Regions from separate parts of the Homo sapiens genome. Here region 2 is linked to region 1. The links are chromatin loops, found by intact Hi-C in ENCODE. Cell type or tissue: CD4-positive, alpha-beta T cell. All regions are shown on one strand. Each heading gives the region's core, and the rest is flanking DNA. Links, peaks and the distances in the headings are about the cores only. Region 1 overlaps MMP9 (matrix metallopeptidase 9). Region 2 overlaps ELMO2 (engulfment and cell motility 2).

What was found. Peaks named below come from ENCODE experiments on the same cell type or tissue, not always from the same donor. Only the 100,000 strongest peaks of a DNase experiment are listed, where the experiment ranks them.
Region 2: it touches region 1 in a loop (3-fold over the local background); 26 of 110 quality-filtered maps call a loop at or near these places.

The regions. Positions count from the first base shown.
Region 1 is chr20:46,012,433-46,015,339 of GRCh38, forward strand. It overlaps MMP9 (matrix metallopeptidase 9), which reads left to right. Exons shown (of 13, transcript NM_004994.3): 8 at 1-150; 9 at 823-1,102; 10 at 1,225-1,364; 11 at 1,692-1,842; 12 at 1,939-2,042. SLC12A5-AS1 (SLC12A5 and MMP9 antisense RNA 1) reads right to left here. Exons shown (of 3, transcript NR_147699.1): 3 at 1,070-2,356. Among named protein-coding and RNA genes, the nearest start is that of MMP9, 5.0 kb to the left of the region's middle. RefSeq lists an enhancer at 1-422 and a silencer at 1,789-2,008. In CD4-positive, alpha-beta T cell, for the core only: CTCF peaks have their summits at 1,664 and 1,888 (motif pointing right); DNase peaks (open chromatin) are centred at 1,059, 1,539 and 1,879; H3K4me3 peaks cover 633 bases; H3K27me3 peaks cover 1,224 bases.
Region 2 is chr20:46,402,681-46,405,587 of GRCh38, forward strand. The region is part of intron 1 of ELMO2 (engulfment and cell motility 2); the gene reads right to left. Among named protein-coding and RNA genes, the nearest start is that of ELMO2, 2.5 kb to the right of the region's middle. In CD4-positive, alpha-beta T cell, for the core only: a CTCF peak has its summit at 1,813; no DNase peak of the experiment used is centred there; H3K4me3 peaks cover 451 bases; H3K27ac peaks cover 1,424 bases.

The sequences.
Region 1 (2,907 bases), core at 190-2,689:
GTTTGTTCCTCGTGGCGGCGCATGAGTTCGGCCACGCGCTGGGCTTAGATCATTCCTCAGTGCCGGAGGCGCTCATGTACCCTATGTACCGCTTCACTGAGGGGCCCCCCTTGCATAAGGACGACGTGAATGGCATCCGGCACCTCTATGGTGAGGCAGGGGCAGGGATGGGAGGAGGAGGGGAAAGGGCGTGGCTGTGCCACAGTACCAAAGAATTGGGGGTTGGGGATCGGGGGAGGAACGGGGCGTGCAGGAGAGGTGGGACCTCAACGTCTGTCTGGAAGCAGAGCCTGGGCCCAGTCGCTGCCATGTCAGTGCTTAGAGGTGGTGATAAAGAGACTCTAGAGAGAGATAGGTGTGACTTCAAAAGCCAGTCTACTCTGGGCATGGTGGCTCACGCCTCTAATCCCAGGGCTTTGGGAGACCCAAGGCGGGAGGATTGCTTAAGCCCAGGAGTTCCAGACCAGCCTCGGCAACATAGCCAGACTCCCATCTCTACAAAAAATAAATGAGCAAGGCGTGAAGGCACATGTCTGTAGTCCTAGCTACTCTGGAGGCTGAGGTGGGAGGATCTCTTGAGCCCAGGAGTTCGAGGCTGTAGTGAGCTATGATTGCACCACTGCATTCCATCCTGGGCCATAGAGGATGTCGCTTAAAACGAAAAAGAAGAAGAAGAAAGTCCTGTGGTTTGGGAAGGGAGGCTGAGTGAGGAGGGGCCTGTGTGCCAGAGGAGGCTTCACTGAGAAGCTTAGGGGAGCAGATGTTCTAGGGGTACAGAGGTATGCAGGAATAGGAAGAGTCTCACCCCGTGTCTCTTTTTAGGTCCTCGCCCTGAACCTGAGCCACGGCCTCCAACCACCACCACACCGCAGCCCACGGCTCCCCCGACGGTCTGCCCCACCGGACCCCCCACTGTCCACCCCTCAGAGCGCCCCACAGCTGGCCCCACAGGTCCCCCCTCAGCTGGCCCCACAGGTCCCCCCACTGCTGGCCCTTCTACGGCCACTACTGTGCCTTTGAGTCCGGTGGACGATGCCTGCAACGTGAACATCTTCGACGCCATCGCGGAGATTGGGAACCAGCTGTATTTGTTCAAGGATGGGTGAGGAGGCGGGGTTGTGTGGATGCGGGAGGGGGCTTTGCGGAGGGGCTGCCCGTCCCTTCCCGCCCACTGGCCCTGTGTCCAAGGCTTAGAGCCCGTCCTTTCCCTCCTCGCTTTCTCAGGAAGTACTGGCGATTCTCTGAGGGCAGGGGGAGCCGGCCGCAGGGCCCCTTCCTTATCGCCGACAAGTGGCCCGCGCTGCCCCGCAAGCTGGACTCGGTCTTTGAGGAGCGGCTCTCCAAGAAGCTTTTCTTCTTCTCTGGTTAGTTACCTACTTTCCCTCCCCCGCCCGGTCAATCCCCATCAGTCAAGGAGGCTCAAGAGACCATCGATAACCCACGAAACGTCTTGTGCGTTTTAGAAAAATACGCCCCCTGGCGGACGCAGTTTAGCAAACGTAGGGGCGGCTGAGTTTCTGCCCCCTCCTCTCCACGCCCTCGCGTCGCTCTACCCAGCGCCTCTGCCCCTGGGTTGCAGGGACTGCGGGCACGCGGGCTAGGAAAGGCCTCGCCGGAATCTCCCTCCTCGCGTTCTAGGAGTACGTGCTCCCTCTGCGCCCCCAAACCGACGTGACCCTCCTCCCCTGCAGGGCGCCAGGTGTGGGTGTACACAGGCGCGTCGGTGCTGGGCCCGAGGCGTCTGGACAAGCTGGGCCTGGGAGCCGACGTGGCCCAGGTGACCGGGGCCCTCCGGAGTGGCAGGGGGAAGATGCTGCTGTTCAGCGGGCGGCGCCTCTGGAGGTGAGCGCCGCCGCGGCCGCCGGCAGGGGGAGCCCGGGCGCCGTCGGTCCGTCCGCTAGCCGGCTCAGCACCTGTCTCCTCCGCGCCTGCCCGCAGGTTCGACGTGAAGGCGCAGATGGTGGATCCCCGGAGCGCCAGCGAGGTGGACCGGATGTTCCCCGGGGTGCCTTTGGACACGCACGACGTCTTCCAGTACCGAGGTGAGGGCTGAGGAGGATCCCTTCGTGAGACACCACACTAAGCTCCTCTTAGTGAGTGGTCAAATTCTGAGCGAGGAAGAAAAAGCCCTTGGAAATGGAAACAAATGCCCCAGCACAGACAAGATCCCAGCAGAGGCAGAGGCCTTCTCCAGGTCATTTAGGAAGTCAGGGATGCAACCAAGACCAGGACCCAGATTTCCTGCCTCCCCGGCTGGAAGCTCTTTCTCCTTCAGTACAGGACGGCAGGTGGTTTGTATGGAAGCTCAGTTATTAGACAACAGTCATCAAGTGCCGATAATGTGCCAGGCACTGTGCTACAGGGAGAGATAAGACAATTCACAGCTCTGTGACTTTGGGCAAGTCACTGCTTCTCTACTCTTCGAGCCTCAGTTTCCCCATCTGTAATATGGGGACTATAGCTGGAATTACACTTGACTTCCCTTTCTTACCAGTCACATCCAAACAGTTGACAAGGTGAACAAGATTTCCTGCCACCAAAATCTTTTTCGAGTCTGTCATTTTTTTTGCCATCTTCTTTATAAACACCCCAGCCCAAACCATACTGGCTGTCCAGGACCTTTAACAAATTCCATGAGATTAGAGAGGGGGTAGGAGTGAAGGGCAATGGTCTTGGGAGTGACCCCAGATGAATTCCAAGGTCAAAGAAATTAAGAGGATCTGACACTCCACCCCCGTGTTCTCATCTCTTCCCACTCCTCCTGTTATTTACTCTGCTCCACCCACACTGGCTGCTCTTTGAACAGATCAAGGTCATTCCTAGCTTACAGCCTTTGTGCCAGTTGTTCCCTCTGTCTGGAAAGCTTCCCCTCCAGATTGTCACTGGGCCATCCCACTGTCTTCCTTC
Region 2 (2,907 bases), core at 257-2,756, 390 kb after region 1:
AAAATCAGGCCAAGCCCTTTCATTACATAAATAAGGGAACTGAAGTCCAGAGAAGCTGGCAAGGCCATGCCACCAGTTAGGGACAAAAGAAGGCCTAGGCCCCCACTTCTGGTTTAGTCCTCCTCCTGCAGCACAGCTTTGCCACAAACACAAGCCTTTCTGGACCTCAGGTCCTGATCTACATCGGGGGCTGGACTAGATGTTTTTGAGCTTTCTTCCAACTTTGGCCTTCTAGTGAGGAAGTGTAGCTTAACAAGTTAGGAGCTGTGTTCTGGAGTGGGAAAGGCCTGAACTTGGATCTTAGCACTAACGATTTTCTTACCTGTAAAATGGGGATTAGCATCAACTCTACCCCGTAAAGCTGTTGTGAGCATCAAGTGGGATAATAAAGCACTAAGCATAATAGCAGAATTCTAACCGTGTGAACCTGAAGAAACTGCAAAAGCTCTGAAACCACGTTTCCCCAACACAGTAAGCCCTACCTGCTAGGCAGGTATGTTGTGTATTGTTGACAAAATAAGAGAGCATATGTGAAGGCAGTCCGGGAGGAAAGTCAATACAAAAGGCAAAGCATTTGTTGGTGTTCCACTATTATTATTACTATTTCCCAGTGGAAGAACTTTGGAAAATGTTATGATCAGTTCCAAAGCAGCAGCTAATACAATGCCTGGCAAATAAGAAGTGCTCAACAAATATTTTCTAGTGACTCACATGAAACCAGCATAGCATGCCTAATAGGGTTATAAATTCAAATGTCTTGGGCAGCCAAGCAGGTAAGTAAATAAAACAAGCAGCCTCCATGTAGGGTCTGTAACACTGCAAAGTACCACCTTGCCTAGAGGAGTTTAAATCCAACATTTTTAAAAACACATCATGCAGCTTGGCCAAGACAGCCACTTTGCAGCCTCCAGCCCATACTGATTCTGGCTCTTCATTACACCTCATGATGCCTTGCATACCATCTAGTCATTTTATGTGATCCAGTCTTGTCTTTCCAAGTATACCTGAAGCATCCTGAAGATGAAGGCTATGACATACACCGCCCAATCACCAAAAATGGCTTACAACAGTGCTGGTCACGTGGTAGATACTCAGTGAGCAATTGCTGAACTGGGGCTGTAGGCCGGGCGCCGTGGCTCACGCCTGTAATCTCAGAACTTTGGGAGGCTGAGGTGGGCGGGTCACTTGAGATCAGGAGTTCAATACCAGCCTGGCCAACATGGTGAAACCCCGTCTCTACTAAAAATACAAAAATCAGCCGGGCACGGTGGCAGGCACCTGTAATCCCAGCCACTCAGGAGGCTGAGGCACAAGAATCGCTTGAACGTGGGAGGTGGAGGTTGCAGTTAGCCGAGATGGCACCATTGCACTCCAGCCTGGGCGACAAGAGTAAAACTCCATCTCAAAAAAAAAATAGAAAAGCCAGGCTATAAACTCAAGCCTAGTATTCTCAGCACCTCTGAGATGCTGCATGGTATGTGTTTTTTTCTATCCAGGTCCTGGGACCAGACTTAGTCCAGGCTGGGCCGAGGTATGGTGACCAGGTCAAAGGACTTGCCTTGCAGGGTTTTCTTCAACTGCATCAAATATGCTTCTTGCTGAGCCACCTTGGCAGGTGGTACTGCTACATCTGGACACATTATCTGAGCACAGAACAAGCTAGAATATGCTGTACACTGAAGTTTTTAAAGAAGTTTGGTCCTGACTTCCTGTACCCTCAAACTTCCTTTGCACCTCCTAGAGTCCACATCAGATATATAGAAAGACCAGACTGAAGATGAACAGATAGAGGTCCTAATCTCACCTCCTCCACTTACAAACTCTAGAATTATCCCCGGCAGGCAACCTCTTTTAGAAGCTTCACTATCGATATCAGTAAAGTGCAGATAACAACAGTTATCTCAAAAGACTCTAGAGGGTATACAAAGTGTGTGACACTGTACAGCCCAATACCACAATCCCTGGCCATAGGTGGTTACTAAGCACTTGAAAAGTGGCACAGGCTGCCCTCTGTGTAAAATACAAACCAGGTTTCAAAAACTTAGTACAAAAAACAAGAACGTAAAATATCCCATTAATAATGTTTTAATATTGATTATGTTATAATAATATAATTTTGGAATATATTGTGTTAAATATATTACTAAAATAATTTCAGCTGTTCCATTTTTTAATGTGGCTACTAGAAAATTTAAAATTATATCTATGGCTCACATTACATTTCTATTAGACAGCAGCATCACTCTAGCATAGAGCCTGGCACACAAAAAGCATTCCAAATGTCAGTTTCATTCCCCTGCAGGTAGGACATCAGTGACCACGATTCACATCCCCTTCCTCTTGCCAAATTCAAACCCTGCATCTATTTATTTGGTAAATATTTATATTGCCTGGCCCTGTGTGAGATGCTAGAGATACTACATGAAGCAAAACCGACACTATCTTCTTCGTGGACCTTACAATCTGGTGGGATGGACAGAGAAATATCAATACTTTTGTAAATAAATGTAAAATTGCAGTTGTGCAAGTGTTGTTAAGGACAAGTACCCAGGGTGATAAACGTGGGGTACTGGTCGAAAAGTCAGGGACAGGGATGCCTCCCCTGCAGAAGTGATGCTTAAGCGGAGATCTGAAGGATGAAGAAGAGTTTACAAGACTAAGCCAGGGGAGGAAGAGCAGACCAGGGAGGAGGAATACTAAATAAAAGGCCCCAAGGAAGGCAGGAGCTTGGGATGTAGAAGGAACAGAAAGAGGCCAGTGTGTGGAGAGCACTGAGCAAGCGGACGGACGAGTAGACAGACTTGGGAGAGGTCAGCGGGACCGGATCTCCAGGGCCTGGGTGAGGTTCTGGATCTGACCCTACAAAGGGGTGGGACGCCGGGCCAGTTTCATGCCCTAAGCATCCAG